4 separate regions of the Mus musculus genome follow, and regions 1, 3 and 4 are each linked to region 2. The links are chromatin loops, found by intact Hi-C in ENCODE. Cell type or tissue: left cerebral cortex. All regions are shown on one strand. Region 1 holds the start of Gm40564 (a long non-coding RNA gene). Region 2 overlaps Col6a4 (collagen, type VI, alpha 4). Region 3 has its middle 17 kb from the start of Col6a4. Region 4 overlaps Col6a5 (collagen, type VI, alpha 5).

Region 1 (5,000 bases), 540 kb before region 2:
CAAAAAAGGAGGGGGGGAAAAAAGAAAGAATATTACACATAAGCCAGAAGTCAGCATAAACAATAAACATGGTTAGTTCAAGAGGGAAGAAATATCATTTATTCAGTTATTCAATACTTTTTAAAATCCAAGTGCTATAAATGAGAAGCAGTATTTGAATGAGGCCAAAGTGGTCCAGTAACGTGACAGACAAATGCATCCAAACACAATGTGTAATGGGGACAAACAGGTTCCACTGTCAACCTCCCAAAGATGTTTTGAAATAGGGCGGGACTTTAAGACAGGAAACTCTCAGAAAATTTCATTAAACTCCAGTGTTAGGGTTTTTTGTTTTTGGCTTTTTTTGTGTTTTGTTTTTTTTTTTTCCTTAATCTGAGTTCAAAAATGCTTTTTGCCAAAGCTAGAATTTATTTTAAAAATCTTTTTAATTCCGTCACACACTCTAACAAAGCTTGCTATGCAAATATACAGAGATTCGACCCACTGCTTTCTCTTCCCCTTTCCACTTCACATCCACAGATTCCTTTCAAAGAGCTATAAGGATGTGCACAGATGCTATCTCAAATGAAAACTTCCGTTCCATTCCCTATGCTCAAGAAAATAACAATTTCCCAGGAAAGCAGACTCAAGCTGTCACCCGCAGAACCCGGCAATGCCCACATTACCAAAATAAAAGCTACATGCCCTTAGGGAACCAAATCCTCAGACATTTCACATGCAAAGGGCAGAAAAAAAAAACAATTACATAAAATGAGGAAAATAAAAAGGTGGGAAAAGACAGACAACTTAAAAAGCAAACCACACCCTCAACTCTTGTATTACAAACCCATCTGCCAGGGGCCTTTACCTTCATTTTCCATCGAAACTGCACTCTGGTTGATGGCTACAAAGTCTTTAGTGTCAGCCACGGCCACACTGGGAATAGAGAGGAGAGGAGGACAAGGAAGAGAAGACCCCGGAATCCCAGGCTGTCACCCCCGCTCCCGGCCACGCGTCCCACGGCTGCTCCCACCACCCCTAGCAGCAGCATCTGCAAGAGAAACCAGGAGAAGCGGAGCTGAGGAGAGGGGAGAGGAGCAGGGCGACCCTCGCCCAGCCGCCACCACCCTAGCCCACCCCCTGCGCCGCCCGCAGCGCCTGCGACACACACGCCAGCCGGGCGGCGCCCGAGAGGCGCCCTACGGGCAAGAGACGTTCCCCCCCTCCCTGGACGCCCCCTTCCCTCTGGACCTGGAAGTTTCTGGAAATAGGGGCAGGAGTAGACACCCGAGTCCTCCCCGACACCCCAGACGTCCTCCCCTTCCCTCCAGGCTGCGAGGACTCACTCGCGGGGCTGCGGGGGCGCCCCACGCGCCTCGGGCGACCCGGAGCTGCTGGCAGCACAGCGGCGCCACACGTCCCGAGGAGAAGGAGCAGGACGGCGGCAGGGAGGGGAGAGGAGGAGCGGCGAAGGGCCCGTCAAGCTCGGCCCGCCGGCTCCGCGCGTCTCCGCGCACGGCCGAGCAGCTCTGCTCCCGCCTCCGCCTCCTGCGCTCCGCTCCGCCCCTCCCCGCCGCCCGGCGCTCCCTGCACTGCCCAGCCCGCCGCCCACCGAGCTTTGTCGCTACCACTTCCGCCCGGAGAGGCGCGCGCGCAGGCGCACTCCAGCTCTCGGCGCGGGTGAGCGGAAGTGCAGTGAGGCCGAGCCTGCGAGCCCTAATGGACGTGGTCCTGGGGATGCAGAGGGTTTGTAGGAGAGCGCGCGGGGCCCACGGCTCCTCCAGGGCTCTCGGGATAGCGACTGCCCGCTTTCTACACACCCGGCGGCGCAAGGGGCGGAAGGACACCCATCCCCGTATCCAGCCACACATTCTGTCGAGGCGGCCGCGGGTACGAGGCAGAGACAGGCACAGCCATTGCCGGGTCACAGAGTCGCCTGGGCGCTCTCTGCACAGCTCTGGAAGTCTCTCCGGTCTCACGGCCGTCACAATCTCCCCGGACGACACAGAGAGAAGCTGATGTTCCTGTCAGCGGCCTCCCACGCGTCGTACCCTCACTTGTAAACACGAGCTCTGGCTGCTTCTCTGGTCTTGGGAGGACTGGTCATCATGGGACCAGTTTCCAAAATTCTTTCCTGCTCAGGGGTGTGCTCCGAAGCCCCATGTGTCATGAAAGGGCAAGGTTCAGAGTGACAGCTCGAGGAAGGAACCCTGACCTTTTTTCATTGCGTGAATGCAACCAGAATAGCTGGGATAGAATCTAGAAATCAAGTCGCCCTGCCATCGAAGCCGAAAAACCCATATTACCTTGGCCGCTGCTATCATTTTCCAAGTCAGCCTTTCACTTAGCACCTCACACAAACCCCTAGACTTCTAATGAATAGTTGCTACTCTTTAAAGCACAGGAAGCCATTGAACCACTCTCCCACCTATATCCACTAGAGGGCAGAACTACACCTATGGCCAGTTACGGAGCATCCTCTGAAGACCCCCTCCCTCCCCTTCTGCTCCAAAGAAAAAGCCTCTACAGGTATTTTTTCCTCCGTGACCAAATAACCGTAACAAAATTGCTCTTTTATATTGGGTCCTATAACATGCTTTCAAACACACGTTCTACATAATGGACCGAGTTGCCTGCCTTCCTGTGTTGGGTGCCTGTTAAGCTTGTTTAGGATCAAAATTTCTGGACAGCTTCTGGGTTGACATACACACGTCTTCTATTTTGAAAAATGAGCTTTTGCCAGGCATAGTAGTTCATGCCACTCATGGGAAACAGAAGCAGAGGATGGCCGCAATTTCCAGGCCAGGCTAGTGTAGAAATCTATAATTCATCTCCACTTTGGTATGTATAATGATGTTTTATATGCCCCGTGGCATAAGCTTGTGGCTTCTATAATAAAATTGCTGTCTCGTGCTCAGTTTTAAAATTAGTTTGTAGTAGTTATTACTTAACAGAATATTAATGTTACAACAAGCACAATTTAAAACACAAAGTTTACAAGGTAGATCACATTATATAAGCACTTAGAATTCATATGTAGACTTCTGGAAAACGTAATTTTATTGTTGTGCTGGGGTTTCTTTTATCACCTTAACAGGGCTAGTGTCATCTGGTAAAATGGAAGGCTCAACTGAGAAAATGTCTCCATCACATAGACCTACCTACAGTCAAGTCTGTGGAGAATTTTCTCAAGTGATTGATGCGGGAGTGCCGGGATCACTGTGGACAGGGCTATCCATGGACAGGTGGTCCTGGGTTAGGTAAGATGGCAAACTGAGGGACCCGTGAGAAGCAAGCCAGGAAGCAGTGCTCCTCCATGGGCTCCGCTTCAGTTTCTGCCTCCAGGTTCCCACTTTGGATTGCTTCAGCGATGGAAAGTATAAGCCTTTCCTTCCCTAGCTGCTTCTGATGTCTTGGGACAGCAAAAGAAAAGAAAACTAGGACATCTGTATTGTTAGTTATTGGACCAATTAGCTGAAACGATGCGCGTGTTGCTTAAGATGGTTTTTCTATTCTGTACCAGATCTGATCACGGCCCCACACTAGCCGAGATCAGCAACATTGACTTCTATTTCCTGTGATCAAAAGTTAGCATTTATTATGTATCTGCATATAATTTATATATTAAAGCTTTAATCAATACTGTTAAAGCCAGAGCAGCATGCTCTCCTCTTTTTCTGTGCATGCTGGATCCTTCTGTGAGGGGCTGTGTACCATTCCCACCTCGGTGTGTGACAGAGGGAGGGACTAAAATATAGTGAACTGTAAATGCAAAATGCACGAACATGCAGAAGGATTCCTTCTTTCCTCTTACACAGTAAAACTGTCGGAAGGGACAGAAAGGGCGCGTGAAGATAATAATAAAGCAGAAGCATTGCCGAGGTGGAACCCTTAATATGTGAAGAAACATTAAGACTAGCTACAGTGAGACTGGTGGCCATGAGAGACAATATAGCCAAGTGTCCTTGTGACCAACCCCGAAAGTTCCCCTTTAAAATAACCCTCCCCTAAAGTTTGGCTCTTATTCCTTTTGTGTTGAATATTTAACCTACAAAATTAAATGCATCTAGAGCAAAATGTGGTTTACAGGAGCTGAGAGTGTTTCTCAGTGGTGGGAATGGAATCCTTAGATGATTCAAACTTGAGCACCACTGAGAAAGTGGGGGTGAGGAGATGAGAAAAGAAGAGTGGTCACATGACTGAGAAGGTTCGAGGCTCCTTTTCCTGGGGGAAGCGTGGGGAAGCACGGTCATGATGCTCCAATGTTATTCATACTGTGCTTGGTTCTAAGAGGATATGAGCTACCCTGCTTTTATATTATAATAAAACTTGAACATTTAAAAGTATATGAAGATCAAATACTTGATATAAATTAGCCTTGTCCAACTATTTAAATACAGATGATAAAGGAGTGTGTATTTTAAAATAAAACTAGAAGAGCTACTTTTAAATCTTCCCCTAGTTACTGTCTTCTTTTAACCCTTTAGCATCATCTGAACTAAAGGATCAAAATTGTTAGGAAAAGTCAGCAAACAAAGATATATGCCCTGAAGTTCACCATCCCATATAGTTGGTTTAAAAGAAAAAAAAAACTGAGCACGTTTATGCATATGTATGTATGTTCGTGAGCGTGTGTGTGTGTGTGTATGTGTGTGTGTGTAAGCATAGAAGACAGCCTTGAGTACATCTTTAGAATACCCTTCATCTCCTTTGAGCCAGGTCTATAATTGGCCTGGGGCACACAGATAGTCTAGATTGACTGGGCAGCAAGCCCTAGGGATCCTCCCATCTCTGCCTCCCCAGAGATGGAATTACAGACACATGCCACCATGCTCAGTTGAAGATGGAATTCAGTACATTTTCTTACCTTCAAGACAAGCATATTACTGACAGCTATCTTCCCAGACTCTAAAAACTGAACATTTTTCTAAAAGAAAGACACAACACTTTTTGTAAGGTAACCTACTCCAACTATACAACAGAATATTTCTTATACAATAAAGGGCGTGTGAATTGTCAGG
Region 2 (5,000 bases):
TATAAAAAAACAAGCAATCTCAATGTCATATATAAAAAAAAAACAAGCAATGGGGTGACTGCTGTAACTAAAGAAAACTAAAAAGGCAAGATGCTCTGATGACAGCAACAACAGAGACAGGCCTAAAGAACAATTCAGGAGTGGCAGAGTGACCATTCTAATACTGCACTTCAGGTCAGTCTTGAGCCACTGAACACATCTTATTGGCAAGCCGGTATGCAGAATTCAGGGTCAGCGCTATAACAGCACCGATGGCCTTCTCGCCAGCAGTCAGCACAGGGCCTGCTGGCACCGTGAAAGCTGACCACCAATGTGCTTCCCCTAGAACGAGCACGTTGACATTTAATCCCCAACGTGCAGGGATCAGGCACACAGCCTGTGGGACATGATCAGGGCCATAAGGATGGAATCGGTGCATGTGCCCCAGCCCTCTCTCCCCCTGTGAGGTGACAGCCAGGAAGACAAAGCAGGAAGCCAAGACTGGGCCCTCGTCACACACCAAGTCTTCCGGTGCCTTGGTCTCTGACTTCCAAGACTCCAGAGCTGTGAAAAATAAATGTTGTATAATACAACCTGTCAGCTGTGTTCTGTTACAGTAGTCCAAAGACAGGTTCCCTAAGACATGGGGAAGTAGGAACCTGAACACGGGCTGGATGTTAGGAAATAATATTATTTATATGTGGCACAAGCAACAGAAATGGAATCATCGGGTTATGTGTCTGTGTGTATATATATATATACACATATGTATATATATAGTACAGACACATACATGTATATGTATGTAACAAATAAAGACACTTAAGAGTGGGAGGGCTTTGAGGGGGTAGGGATGGGGGAAGTGATATAATTCTATTTCAACTTTTAAAACTTTAAAAAAGAAAGCAATATTGTATAAACACTATGTTTCTTCAGCGTGACGTCTCCACCATGTCCATATAGAGTGATTTCCTTTTTTTCTATGCCTGTTGGATATGCATGGTTATGTGTTTTAATGCCCTTGATTAATCTTCAAGTGGCTCAGGAAAACACATGCTCAAACACACAGACACATGCCCATACACACGCCCATACACACGCCCATACACACGCCCATACACATGTGCACACTCACTCACACAGATGGACCGAAAGCAGATATGGTGATGGTTACAATTCATTCCTATAACTATATTTTTTTCCCTGTAGATCTAGAATTTTGCAAAATAAGAAGCACTGTGAATCTTTCATGAGCCATGTCAGTAACTCAGAAGGCAAGGGAAAGCAATGCATATGTTCTGTGTTATAGAAAGGGAGTTTTTTTCCATACAAATTCAGTCTCAGGTGGAATACACTCATGCAAACCTGAGCTTTCCACTTACCACTGCGACAGGGATGTTTTCCATATAAAGAAACAGTGTTCCGACTGATGGCCTAGCTCACGGGTGGAGTACTTGCCTGACATCAAAAGCTCCCAGTTTTAATTCCCAGCAGAAAGAAAAGGGTGGGGATGGGAAAAGGAGGGGGGTGGAAAATATGTAGAAAACCAAGCATGGTGGCTCATGCCTGTAATTCCAGAACTTAGAAGACCGGTGCAGGAAGATAGGCAATGAGTTGAGGCTAGCCTGGGCTACATAGTAAGACTATCAAACCACCAACAGAAATAGTTCTCCTTGTTATGTTTCACTGCCCAACACGACTACACCATGTGAAAGCAAGCGTGTATAAGAGTCATCTTTGATTATTAAATGCTGACTATTTCATCTCTGACCTTTTCTGAGACAGGGTCTCATGTATACAGCCTGAGTGACCTAGAACTCACTATGGGGCCAAGGGTGAGTTTCAGCTTCCAGTCCTCCAGCCTTTTACCTCCCAAGTGCTGGCCTTACAGATGTGTACCACCATGCCCAGCTTATACATGGTGGGGTTTGTACATTGCTAGACAAGTACTCTACCAACTGAGCCGCAGTCCCAGTCTAATTTTTAGTTATTTTTAAAATCACTACAATAATAATAATTGGAGCTAAGTCTTTCTATTGTCCCCTGATCAGCTTTAAGGAAGATATCAACTCACAGGCATTGGAATTTCTCTCTGTCTCTCTTATCTCTCTCTCTCTCTCTCTCTCTCTCTCTCACTCTCTCTCTCTCTCTCTCTCTCTCTCTCTCTGTGTGTGTGTGTGTGTGTGTGTGTGTGTGTGTGTGTGTGTGTGTCTGAGATTGCTTTTCCACTCCTGACCTGCACAATTGGTTCTCCACTCCTTCCCACACTAGGTATGTAATACAATTTCTCTGCTTTGTTGGAAACACTATTTCGGAGGAATTTTCCAGACTTAACTGTGACACTGATCCCAGGGCCTCTCGGAAATAATAGCAAGGAAATACTGCCCCCTAGCGGTCTATCTTCTAATCGCTGGCAGAATCTAATCAAGCATGGCTTATGTAAAGGAGTAATTTACTATCATCTAAGTCTATTCAAAGGATATTCACTAACACCCTTCTTTGAGCCCAGCATAAGAAAAGAAACCACAAGAGACACAAAATTCAATCATACAGGGCACAATCTGAAACAGTTACAATTTCTGTTCCACACACAAGAATGGAGTCAAGGCTAACAGGCTAAAGTCAAGGATGGAGGCCTTTGGAAGCTGTGGCCCTGAGGCTCTCACTACAGTTGTGGTGCTGTGATGGCCACCACACTGAACAGTGTGTTCAGAAGCCTGGATTCCTTTCTAGCAGCAAGCCATGAGCATTCTATGGCTCTGCTGTCTTCATGACATTTCTTACCATGACAACCAATGACTCACAGAAACCAGATGGTTCATCTACCCATCTTCCAAATGAGGATCCTGAGGCCTAGGAGCTGCTAAGGGTGGATTCCGCTATGTGTGCTTAGCTCAGTCCCAGGGAGCAGCCATTCACATGGCTCTCTGACCTTAACCTACTGAGGGGAAACAACCCAATGCTATTTGTATAATACAACCATAACTAATGACTGGGTGAAACCGCTTTCCCACACAGTGACATAGAAATGACCTTGTCCCAAGCTGAATTCCACTCAGGACCTGGATATACATAACATGGATTCTAGCTAGCCACAATCTAAGCCCTGTGGTTTTATCAAAGGATCCAAAATAGGAATTCAAAGTCAAGGTTCCCCTCCAGTTGCAGATATTTGCTATCCAGATCGCATGCCCAGAAATTGGGAACCATGAGATATGAGGACTGGGACACTCATTATCTTAGGCATGTTTCAGAATCGTGCATTTTAATGTCTGAGACATGAAAATCTAAAACTGGCTTCGGAGACATTAGCATCCGTCAAGCTGACAAGTCTCTTTGCTCTCTCTAATGTCTTCCACTGTGGTGGCTCCAGTCTTCAGAACTAGACAGACATCTCATCTTTACAACTGTCTACCACCCAATTTGCACCAGTCAGCTCCGGCTATGATGGAAAGCGAGCCAGCTGCATAATGACTTTGAGATCAGCACAGCATGCCAGGAAACTCACAGCAGAGAAGAGTCGAGACCTCCCTGAGTTGAGGCTTTCATTTTAGGCAAGAACCTAAAGACTGAATAGGCTTAAGGTCACTTTAAAACCATTACTAGCATGCAGTAACAAGGGGGTGGGAACTTGTGTAGGAAAAAGAAATGGTAAAGACAAGAACTCAAGGATTAGGCAGTAAGGGGAGGTTGGCATTCAGGGCTCCTGAGTCCATGGAAGATGGGAACCCTGTGGCTTTGCCCCACCTCCTATGGGGATTCGGCCAATGGGGATTCAGCCAGTGGGGATTCAGCCAATGGGGATTCAGCAAAGTATCCATGTGTTCTGAAAGAGCCTGTCTGGCATCCCTACATGAACCTCCAACCATCTTACCTGATGTCCACGCCTTCCCTTTTCTCCCTTGGGGCCTTGGATGAGATTATCAATTCCAGGATCCCCCTGAGAAAACAAAAGGTGGCCTTCCTCAAATGGACAGCAAGCGAAAAGAAAAAGAAAGGAAAAGGTAGAGACAAAAGGAAGAATGGTTTTAAGGGGAAGGAGGAAGGGCTGGAGCGCTGGCTTAGAGGCAGAATAACCACATAGCATGTGCAAGGCTCAGGGTTCTATTTGTAGCACCAGGTGAGAAGGGAGGAGGGGGCGGGGCGGGGCAGGGAGGAGGGGGATCAAGGAGGACCCTTTCCATTGCCCAGACTTGTTCGCTCAATAATCCCAGAGGTCCAGCCCAATTAAAGTCCCAGCTCTTTCCACACCCAGATGTGTAAGATGCTTTTACCCTCAGATCTCTAGCTCATTTCGACGCAGTAAAGACAGACTGAACAGGCCATTCTTAGCCTCTGCACGGCTCTTAGGAATAAGGAACAAAAGCAGAAGAAAACCCACAGCCATCACTCACCGGATCTCCCCTCAGCCCAGGCTCCCCACGAGGTCCAGCTGGTCCAGGCAGACCTGTCAAGCCCTTAAATTACAAAGGAAAAAAATGAAAAATGAATCACATCATAAAATCACTCGATGCTTAAAAGGAAAGTATAAAAGGGGGATGGGGAGCTAGGATTTAAGGGGAGTCCTTGAAGCTTAAAACATTCACAGTCACATTATGGTATTGTTTCTGCAGTCTCCCTCTGCCGGACCCTGCCGGAGTATCATCCCACTTGACTCTCACATCTCAGGAACTGATTAATTCTTCTGCACACAGTAGGATCTCAGGAACTAATTCTGCTGCACACAGTAGGACCCAGGCCTCCTCACTGTCTCAGGCCTTGGTCTTTTCACCCCTCCCTGATGCTCTATAAAGAATCACATGGGAGGGGGGAAGCAGGAGTGGGGTCACGTGGGGGCAGTCAACTTTATCCACCATGCATCTTGATAGGGTTAGCAGAGTTCACAGGCGGAGAGGCGAGGCATGATTGCTGATACATACTGCAGCATTTAGGAGCGTAAGGCATGATCTTATTAAAATGTTCAATAAAGAGTTGGGCACGGAGTATCTGGCTTATTGCACTTCTTCCTAGATTCTGTCCAA
Region 3 (5,000 bases), 74 kb after region 2:
CCATTATCTTGACTGGCTTACCATTCATTGTCTCAGACCTAAAACCACTCAGCATACAACTTAACATCCTTTGGTTTACAAAAGATAAAACTTCTTAGCATCATAAGTAAATTGGTATCCATGCTACCCTATTGGTTCTGGGGGACTACTGGAGGTACAGATTTCTCTTCTGTTTTGTCTTCTGTGTTTTTGTTTGCGTGCTTGCTTTTTAAGTTTTATTTTTATGGAGCTAAGAGAGCACTAACTGCTCTTCAAGAGGACCTGGGCTCAGTTCCCAGCACCCACAAGGTAGCTCACAACCACCTATAACTTCAGTCCCAGGGTGTCTGATGCCCTCTTCTGGGCTTTGCAAGCACCAGCCATATACACATACATGCACATACATACATGCAGGCAAGCACTTACACAAGTAGGTTTTAAATAAATAAATCTGTTTTTAAAAGCCAAATTGAAATTTACTTTCATTATTTTTTAATTATCTGTCAGAGTGTGTGCATATGAGCGCAAATCCCTTGAAGGCCAGAGCATGGGATCCCCTGGAGCCAGAGTACACATGGTTATGAGCTGGCCGAGGTGGGTGCTGGCCACAGAAACTCCATCTTTGGCCAGCCCCTGAACTATATTTTTAACTTTGTTCTTTAGCAAGAAGTTGAGTCCCTAACATCTACTTGTCTACATTCAGCCATCTTAATGACCAGCTTACTTAACAAATGTTCTGTGCAGTTGACTCTCTCTTAACCTCCTACATTGCACAGAACACTATTCCATAGACAAATAGGGTTGTGAATGTCTATAATCTCAGCACTCAAGAGTCAGAAGCAAGAAGATCATGAGTTCAATTCGGGTGTGGTGGCACACGCTTTTAATCTCAGCACTCGGGAGGCAGAGGCAGGTGGATTTCTGAGTTCAAGGCGAGCCTGGTCTACAAAGTGAGTTCCAGGACAGCCAGGGCTATACAGAGAAACCCTGTCTCAAGAAGAAGAAGAAGAAGGAAGAAGAAGAAGAAGAAGGAAGAAGAAGAAGAAGAAGAAGGAAGAAGAAGAGGAAGAAGAAGAGGAAGAAGAAGAGGAAGAAGAAGAGGAAGAAGAAGAGGAAGAAGAAGAGGAAGAAGAAGAGGAAGAAGAAGAGGAAGAAGAAGAGGACGAAGAAGAGGAAGAAGAAGAGGAAGAAGAAGAGGAAGAAGAAGAGGAAGAAGAAGAGGAAGAAGAAGAGGAAGAAGAAGAGGAAGAAGAAGAGGAAGAAGAAGAGGAAGAAGGAAGAAGAAGAGGAAGAAGAAGAGGAAGAAGAGGAAGAAGAAGAGGAAGAAGAAGAGGAAGAAGAAGAAGAAGAAGAAGAAGAAGAAGAAGAAGAAGAAGAAGAAGAAGAAGAAGAAGAAGAGGAAGAAGAGGAAGAAGAAGAGGAAGAAGAAGAGGAAGAAGAAGAAGAAGAAGAAGAAGAAGAAGAAGAAGAAGAAGAAGAAGAAGAAGAAGAAGAAGAAGAAGATGATAATGAGTTCAAAGCCACATGGGGATACATGGCAAGTTTCAGGACAGCCTGTACTATGTGAAGCCTGTCTCCAAAAAAAAAACAAAAAAAAACAAAACCTTACACTCCAGGATATTAATAAAACGTTAAAATTCAGGTAACCCTGCCAGTCAAAACTAATCATAAGATCCTTTCAAAAGGAAGTCTTCCTTGCTCTTTAAAAGCTGTTTGCTTCTTCCTTTTACTGGTAGATGAGATGGTACTGACCAGATGAACAGGTCAGCTGGCCATTGGACTCAGCAGCTGCACTATCTCTATGATCTAACCAGCACAGGCCACTGGCAGAGTTTTCTAAGCAGGCCTTTTCAGAGTCCAAAAGATAAAGGCTAAATTTCGAGCAAATTCCAGCTTCTCGCCAGGGCTTCTGAGCACAAAAGATATCTGCCTCTCGGTAAAGCTCATTCAAAAGCTGGAATGGAAGAGCTAGCCTCCCCAGGAGCAAGAGGAAAGCTCTCTTTATCTGATTTGAGCTTGGACCTGAATTCAGACAGCTGGATGCAGTTGCAAGGATGTGGACACACTGCCATCTGCTGGCCACATTGTGCAGAGCAGAAGACGTGTCCTCCCGCAATAGCTATGTCTCCCCCAACATCCCCTTTCCTCCTTTTCCAAATTGGAAGAATACGGGTGTCTCACTTAGAGCAGAGCCTTATACGCAAGAAGCTGGGGATGGGTGTTCTATCTGGGAGATGATTCTGGGACTATGAGGAGGACAAGATGGGTTTCAGCTGCCATGCATTCCACCCCACAGTACAGCAAGCCCAGAGCAACAGACGGGATGCCTCAGAGAACGAACAGCAAGGAGAGGCTGAGACATGTATCTGTGCATCTTGCTCCCTCTGAAAGCCCAGGGGAAGTGGTGTTATGCACCAGTTATGTCTGCTTCTATTCTCTATGAGCTGCCTACAGCCCTGTCTGGTGCCAATTTTCCAGACTCCTTCCCATTTTACCGAAGTTTGGAATATGTGAGTGTGTCATCTACCAATCTTGCACCACCAGGCAGAAGGGGGACTAAGCTTTGACTTTCAGCTAGTCACCCAGTCTCTCTATGGTTCCCCAATTTTTAAATGAAATGGCCCTAGGACCTAACTCAGCACAGTGCACAAGGATTAACCAAGCATATGCTTTTAAAGTGTTTAAAAGTTCATCCTAGCTTGAAAAGCACTGCATAAACATCAGCATTCATTCAACAAATATTCCCTGAGCATCTACGTCCCAAGGATGCAACAACAATGAAATGTGCGCCCCACCCCCACCCCCATGCTCTCTGCCAGAGTCTCACTAGCCTACGTGACTCAGAGTCACCTGGAGAACTGTCAGGGGTGTTTGTTTCATCTTTGATTCTTGGTTTTAATCCAGAGCCTCACACGTGCTAGGCAGGTGTTCTATCACTGAGCCCTGTGACCTTCTTAGAGCACAGATGAGAGGGCCCCACTTCCAGGATCTCTGAGACCTTGGAGTCTGCACTGCCATCCTGGCTCCAGGTGCCACTAAGGCTGCTGGCCCAGGAGGTCACATTTTAGGAATCGTTAGCCAAACGGCACATGACAGCACAAGCCTGTAGTCTCATACTCCAGAGGCAGAGACAAAATTACCTAAGGTCAGGGCTAGCTTTGCCCATAAACTAGTAAGTTACAGGACAGCAAAGGTTACATAGTGCAGACCTGTGTCCAAAACCAACAACAAAACTATATGTATGCACAATGGAATATCTTCCAGCCTTAAAAGGGAGGACATTGAGGCCTGAGAGGTGGCTCAGCAGTTAGGAGCTTTTGCTAAAATTCCTTCCCTGAGAGAGACAAATGTCTACCCCTCCTCCTAAGGCCAAATCCCACCAAAGCTCACCCAGAAGTACCAATGACTTTATCAATCATACTTACATAGCGGAAGGTGTGGGATAATGGCCGTGCATGTGGATAACCTTAAAACGGCGCACCAGAAGGTCTGCATCCAGCAGGGATGCCAGTGTCCCCTCACTGTTCTCCACTCTAGCCCTTCCCCCAAGACCAAATGCAATTAAGGGGAAATTGCATACACCTGCGTGGGATATTCAGCTGAGGGTCCCTTGACTCTCCCAACAACCCCCTTCTAAGCGGGATGGTAAATAATCAACAGGTCCGGCTGTGACAATCGCAACAGGCCCAGCACAATTCCTGAAAATGATGACAGTTCAGATCAAAGGATAGTCCTGCCCAACCAGAGTGATTGCTGTTCTTGCAAAGGCCCCGGGTTCAACTCCCAGCACCTACTGAAGCCTCACAACCCTGGGTAACTACAGTTCCAGGAGACTCCTTATCTCTGCAGCTTCCACACATGTGGTACACATGTACACACTCAGTCACACACACTTGTGTGTGTTAAATAAATGAGTACATTTTACAAATTGTTTTTAAGAAGAAAACAGCTGGTAAGCTGACTTGGTTGGCAAAGGTGATTGCCACCAAGCCATGATGAGTTCAATCCGTAGGACTCAAGTTGTAAAAGTAGAACTCTTAAAATCTGTGGCCTGGGCTGGTGAGATGGCTCAGCAGGTAAGAGCACCGACTGCTCTTCCAAAGGTCCTGAGTTCAAATCCCAGCAACCACATGGTGGCTCACAACCACCCAGAACGAGATCTGATGCTCTTTTCTGGAGTGTCTGAAGACAGCTACAGCATACTTACATATAATAAATAATTTTTTTTAAATCTGTGCCCTGAGCTCCTCACCATACACACACACAGACACACACACATGTGCGCGTGCATAAGTAGATGTTAAGATTTTTACAGGAGGAGGTGAGAGTGAAGTGAGAAGAGAGGGGAGGAGGAGAGAGGAGGAGGAGGGAGAGTCATGGAGCAGGAGAGGAGGGGAAAAGAGAAGGAAGGGGAGTGAGCAGAAGGGGGCAGGAAGAAGGAGCAGAAGGGGACAGGAGGAGAGGGCAGGAAGGGGCAAGAAGAGGAGGCAGGAGGGGCAGGAGGAGGGGGCAGAGGGAGCAGGAAGAGGCAGGACAAGTAAATAACTCTGGCATTTGAAATGACTTGTATGGGACTGGAGACATTTTGCTAACTGAAATAAACCAGACAATGACACTTAGACAAGGAGTCTGAAGCATTCAAACTCAAAGAAGCAGAGAGTAGCGAGGTGGTTACCGAGGCTGGAGAGTGAGGGGAACCTGGAGGTGATGTCAAAAGGCACAGATCTCAGGCCAGGGGATTATTGTTTTTAGTTCTTCCAGGCCTCATACTGAATAACAGTTGAGAGGAGAGAGAGATACATTTCAAAACTGTGGAATGACCCAAATGTTCTCAGAACAAAGAGTTTCTGCGGTGTCCAATGTAACCAGCTTAGCTCACTTTATCCATACATCCTCCCCTCGCTTGGAGCCCCAACAATTTATACAACTGTAAATTGCCAATTTACAATTTCAAAAGAATCATTAGCTACACTTCCATTCCAGAGCGGGAGGAGCAAAGGCAAACTCAGCCCTGTCAGGCA
Region 4 (5,000 bases), 180 kb before region 2:
TGTGTGAAAGCTTAATATATCCACCTATTGATGGAGCTGAAGGATATGGTTAGATACGGGACAGATATTGCTTCAGTGTTGCCCCGAGTTGTAACAATCTTCCACCAGCGGTGTGGTGTCTATTGGTTCACATTCTTGGACACCATTATCGCTATCAGATTTAAGGGTCTGCTGTGGCCTTCATGCTTCCATTAAGACACACTGACAAAAGTTCTTAGAGAAAAACAAAACTATTAAATAGGCTTTGTTTTAGAAATTTCCAAAGCAATAACTGGCTACTTAAAATTAACCGACTGTGTTATTTTTCAATTATATAAAAGACAACGGTCACAGTAAGGAAAACTATGTGGAACACATATGAAATTGTCCGTGTGTTATCCCACCAGCATAGTCATTTTCACATGCTCATTGGTTTGGCAACTACTTGTTGCCTTAACCAAATCAAGTGATTTTATTAGAATATAATAATTGTACAAAATAATGGGTTTCATTATGCCATTTCCAGACAGCATGTAAAACACTCTGATAACATTCACCTCCTCTGAGTCTCCTTTTATTCCCCTCTCCCCTCCAAATCTGCTTTACTTTCTCATCCTCTTAATCCCCCAGTCCTGGAATTCCACGTATGGGAGAAGACATATGAAGCCGGCTTATGTCAATCAACACGAACGCCTACGGTTCTGTCCATCTTCCCACAAGTCACATGACTTTACTCTTCTTTATGCCTAAACAGTACTCCACTGCCTGCATACTCCATGTTAAACTGACCGAGTGTATAACAAATTCACTACTGCTTTGTCTTGTCCTGTATGTGTGTTTCCTAAGTAGGTTTAATGTGCTTTCCTGGGCTGAGTGAGACTACAGTTAATAAGAATGCACAGAATAAGTTTCTGGGTCAGACTTGGGGTTGTTGTTATTGTCTTGTTCTTTTTCTGTTTTAGAGTCTGTTTTGATACACTGTTTGAGAATAGCTCTGTTTCCAGGTTCACATGTTGGCATGATTTCTTTGGCAGCAAAACTCAAGTCCACACAATGCAAAGCACACTAAAATAGAAAACAAGTGTTCCCAGCACGAGCGGGTAGCTCACAAGGCAGCTTCTCCTCCCCTTTCTTTGTTATGAATTTGTTACTCTATAAATGTCCTGGTAAAGAAAACCCACTGACTATAGGTAACGGGTGCTAAATGTAATCTCAGGGTCCTATGGGAACCAGCGACACAGAGTTTAGGGTTGTATAAATGGGAAGAAAAAAAAAAGACAATTGGGACATTCCAATTACAAACTGTTTTTACTCAAGGGTCTAATTTGAGATGTAGATGTGATGGCGATCATGACAAACATCTTCTTTTGGCAGGCACTCACCAAAGTGATCAAAGCGAGTGAACCAAGCTGTCACGGGGAAGGCTGTTGCCTCTTCTTGCTCAGTGGTCCCATTCCTCCTGAGAGATGAAACCCGGTCCTAGTTTTGAAGGTCTGTTCCTTGATGTCTCTATCCTGAAGAGTCTCTCCCTCAGGTTTGGGACTGAGAAGCAAATTTAGTTCTAGTTCCTGCCCCGACCCTTCTAATAAATGATTGGCATTTTCTGGCTGGAACTACTGCCGCAGGGGAGTCCCATCTGCCAGCGAGCACTCTTCTCTCCTGAAAGCTCATCTTGCATCTTCGCCATCTGTAAAGCATGAAAGACACCCTGCTCTTAGCGTCATGATATTGGATAACAGTATTTCCTCCTGAGCCTACTCCTGTAGGTGCCAGGTATGAAACAAACACAAGAAACAACGATAATCCTTGCTATCTTCAACAGTCAAACTAAAAGTCCAACCTAGAGTCATCTAGGTCCATGGAGAAAAAAACGTGACCACTGGTAAAACTGTATAATGCAAAGGACTGCAGACACAAGTCTCTCTGATCTACCCATGATTTGAAATTCCCTGCTTAGTGGCTTTAGCAGATAGAATTATTATATAATCATTTGAAGGGGGGTAATGACTGTTTGCAACGTCTGGCTCTGCTCAGAATTCCTGTGGCCTCTTCATGGAATTCATTTACAGGACAACACTCCTCCCCTATCCCCATCCACCTGCTCCTGACCTCCGCCATGTAAGTTTTTGGTTGCTAATACCAGCACCTACTATCTATCCCTCAGAGGGTGCTGTTGCGCAATTGAGTGGCTCAATGAGCCCTTGCGATGAATGGCCTTGCCCTATAGCAGCTCTGGGTCCATCCATCAGCGATCTGGGAGGGAGGAAGACCCAACCTCCAGCCTCTGTTCAGGATAGTTCTGCCTCCTAACTTAGAAAAGCCTAACTCCGGGCCAGACCCAGGCTTTGGCTGCCCTCTATGGGACATTACTGGGATAGCACTTCATTTGGTGTCTTCTTCCCTAGGATGCTTCCTCCATCGAGTGATGGACTCTCCTGTGACTACTCCACGAATGGATCTCATGAACATAGGTTGTCAACTCAGGGAGCACCTCAGGGGAAGTTAGCTAAGTACCTGTCTCCATGGGAGAGGTCATGTCCTTTTGCCCTGCATCTTGGAAAGTTTCTAAAATTCTAATCCTAAATTTTTTTAACAATTTAAAAGGCACTAAAAGTATGTAACTGCAACATCCTGTAAAAGCTGACATTTAAAAATAAAGCTTCCGTGGGGGCCAGAGAGATGACTCAGAAGGGAAAAGCCAAGCCCTCTTGACTTGAGGTCAATCCCTGGAATCCATGTGTGAAAGCCCCGTGTGGAAGCATGCGTTTAGAATCCCAGCATTCCTACGGTGAAGTGGGAAGCAGAGACAGGAGAATATCCCAGAAGCTTGCAGGCAAAGCCAACCTGGAGTATGTACCACTACTCCTCCTCTTCCTCCTCCTCCTCCTCCTCTTTCTCTTCTTCCTCCTCTTCCTGCTCTTCCTCTTCATCCTCCTCTTCATCCTCTTTCTCATCTTCTTCCTCCTCTCCCTCATCCTCCTCTTCCTCCTCCTCCTCTTCCTCCTCCTCCTTCCCCTCCTCCTTCCCCCTCCTCCTCCAAACAAGGCAAAGAGAGAGAAAAACCTGGGTCCTCTGACCTCTACCTCCCCACCCCACATAATACACTCATATGCATACACCTCATACACACTCAGACATACAACAATAACAAAGTTTAACATGTTTTTCAATGACACTTCCATATTTCTTTTATCAGACAGGGTATCATGTAGCCCAGACTGGCCATGAACTCCTGATCATCCTGCCTTGACCTCCAGAGGGCTTAAACTACAAACAGACTCTACCATTGATGGCCATGTTTCTCTTTTAGCTTATCCAACAAAATCTAAATTCCATAGTGGTTGATATCAGCTGTCCATTGTATAAAATATGTTTACGTCAGATAACTTATAGTGTTCATTTCTCTCCTTAAACTTCTACCTCCATCCCTCTTCTAGTATAGGATTTCATTCCAACTGTAAACGATTCAAATGCTTTAAACTTTAAATTATTTGCCCAATCATACCTTCCTGTTGGAGATCTCTCTCTCTCTCTCTCTCTCTCTCTCTCTCTCTCTCTGTGTGTGTGTGTGTTTTAATTTCCTATGTCATAAGTCTAGGTATCAAATTTTTATCAAGATGGGATATTACTAGAATTTACCACAAATGCCTATATGTGTAAACTTTGCTCATTTTAGCAGGGAAAAGTAAACATTGTATTGGAAATGTATTAATTATATGGATAATTTGTGTAGTATTTCTAACTCTGGTCTGACCATTTCCACCCAGTCTCCAAAGCATCTTAGGAAGATTTTATATCTGGGCCACAGCACCTTAATCAGATGCAGGATGGCTAAGAGACCTGCCACACTCATGGGGGGCCTGGGGAAGGAGCAGGGCATTTGTAAGAGATGGAAGAAGGCCTCCGAGATTCCTCACACATAAAACATGTTCTTTAGGACTAGCTCCTTAGACGACCACATTCTGGCAAGTCTCTATGTGTCCACTAGAGACGATGTATGTACCCCAGAAGGGAAAATACCCACTTTAACCAAGCTCCTCATTAGCAGTGGTGGAAGACCACAGCAGCTGGGAGAGCTTTAGGGATTGTACGCTAGGTTAACAATCAGGGACTCCTCCTGCCCAGTCTGGTGAGCTGTCCACACAAGCATCCATCAGCTCTGTCACTCATCACAGCTGCAGAAAGCTAGCACTCACTGAAGTTTCAGCCTAGGCCACATGCCGTTTGAAGCACATCACATACATGCATTGTTCACCTTAGGCTCTGACATAAGCTCTGTTACTGTCTTTACTTTGCAGTCAAGGAAATGGAGGTTCAGAGAGGCAGAGTGGCATGCCCAACGTCAGATGCTCAGTGACTGAAGAAACATTCAAGTACTATTTCCTAAGTGGGCACAAAACCCTACCTCTCTAAGCTAGCTCCTCAGACAGTGTCTGTGGTTGGACTGATTTGACGATAGCTGCTCTCTCAGACTCAGTGCCTACCAACTCATGAAAGACAACGAAATCTCCCGCAAACCCAGACGACTTGTTGCTGTTTTCCCAGGAGCATGGGATCTTCTACATCGTAATATCTAGTTGAAGGACTCTTATTTAAAAACTCTGATGTGCACTCAGGATCTACAACAGTAGGCCGGTGGTTTTCAAGCATCAGCCTGTATGAGACTCCCTCACATGTTCTCAGCGACAGCTTTAGTTCAGCCGGTCTATGGTGGGATCTGAGAATCTGCATATCCAGTGAGTGCTAGATGGTGCTGATGTTGCTGGGGTTAGATTGTACCAATTTGATGATTTTCAACAGTAGACTTCCCTGAGACATGCAGCAGGAATGATCTAGGCAGGGTTCAGGCAGTGTTTTCCAAACTTGGACACATACCTGAACCACGAAGGGAGCTTTGTGAATCATACTAACTCTACGTCTCACCCTCAAACAGAGATTTCATGTGTCTAGGGTGTGGTTTTGTTCTCAATTAGAAGCTACTACAAATAGTGCTGCTATATGCATTCTAGTATGTATGAATA

The links. A loop is a pair of places that touch in the nucleus more often than their neighbours do. Peaks named below come from ENCODE experiments on the same cell type or tissue, not always from the same donor. Only the 100,000 strongest peaks of a DNase experiment are listed, where the experiment ranks them.
Region 1: a loop joins it to region 2, with 5 times the contacts of the local background. A loop is called at or near these places in 5 of 42 quality-filtered maps.
Region 3: a loop joins it to region 2, with 2.6 times the contacts of the local background. A loop is called at or near these places in 3 of 42 quality-filtered maps.
Region 4: a loop joins it to region 2, with 3 times the contacts of the local background. A loop is called at or near these places in 5 of 42 quality-filtered maps.

What each region holds. Positions count from the first base shown.
Region 1 is chr9:105,493,568-105,498,567 of GRCm38, forward strand. The region is part of intron 1 of Atp2c1 (ATPase, Ca++-sequestering); the gene reads right to left. Gm40564 (a long non-coding RNA gene) reads left to right here and starts at 2,425. Exons shown (of 2, transcript XR_871130.1): 1 at 2,425-2,508; 2 at 3,077-3,631. In left cerebral cortex, CTCF peaks have their summits at 1,108, 1,626 and 2,423 (motif pointing right); DNase peaks (open chromatin) are centred at 667, 1,607 and 2,410; H3K4me3 peaks cover 2,822 bases; H3K27ac peaks cover 1,975 bases.
Region 2 is chr9:106,036,719-106,041,718 of GRCm38, forward strand. It overlaps Col6a4 (collagen, type VI, alpha 4), which reads right to left. Exons shown (of 38, transcript NM_026763.2): 18 at 4,374-4,436; 19 at 3,854-3,919. Among named protein-coding and RNA genes, the nearest start is that of Col6a4, 57 kb to the right of the region's middle. In left cerebral cortex, a CTCF peak has its summit at 2,379 (motif pointing left); DNase peaks (open chromatin) are centred at 1,898, 2,377, 2,742 and 3,345; H3K27ac peaks cover 1,411 bases.
Region 3 is chr9:106,110,929-106,115,928 of GRCm38, forward strand. No RefSeq gene overlaps it. Among named protein-coding and RNA genes, the nearest start is that of Col6a4, 17 kb to the left of the region's middle. In left cerebral cortex, a CTCF peak has its summit at 2,055 (motif pointing left); a DNase peak (open chromatin) is centred at 2,051.
Region 4 is chr9:105,855,672-105,860,671 of GRCm38, forward strand. It overlaps Col6a5 (collagen, type VI, alpha 5), which reads right to left. Exons shown (of 41, transcript NM_001167923.1): 41 at 399-1,666. The coding sequence ends at 1,647. Among named protein-coding and RNA genes, the nearest start is that of Col6a6, 30 kb to the left of the region's middle. In left cerebral cortex, a CTCF peak has its summit at 2,332; DNase peaks (open chromatin) are centred at 965, 1,408, 1,610 and 2,336.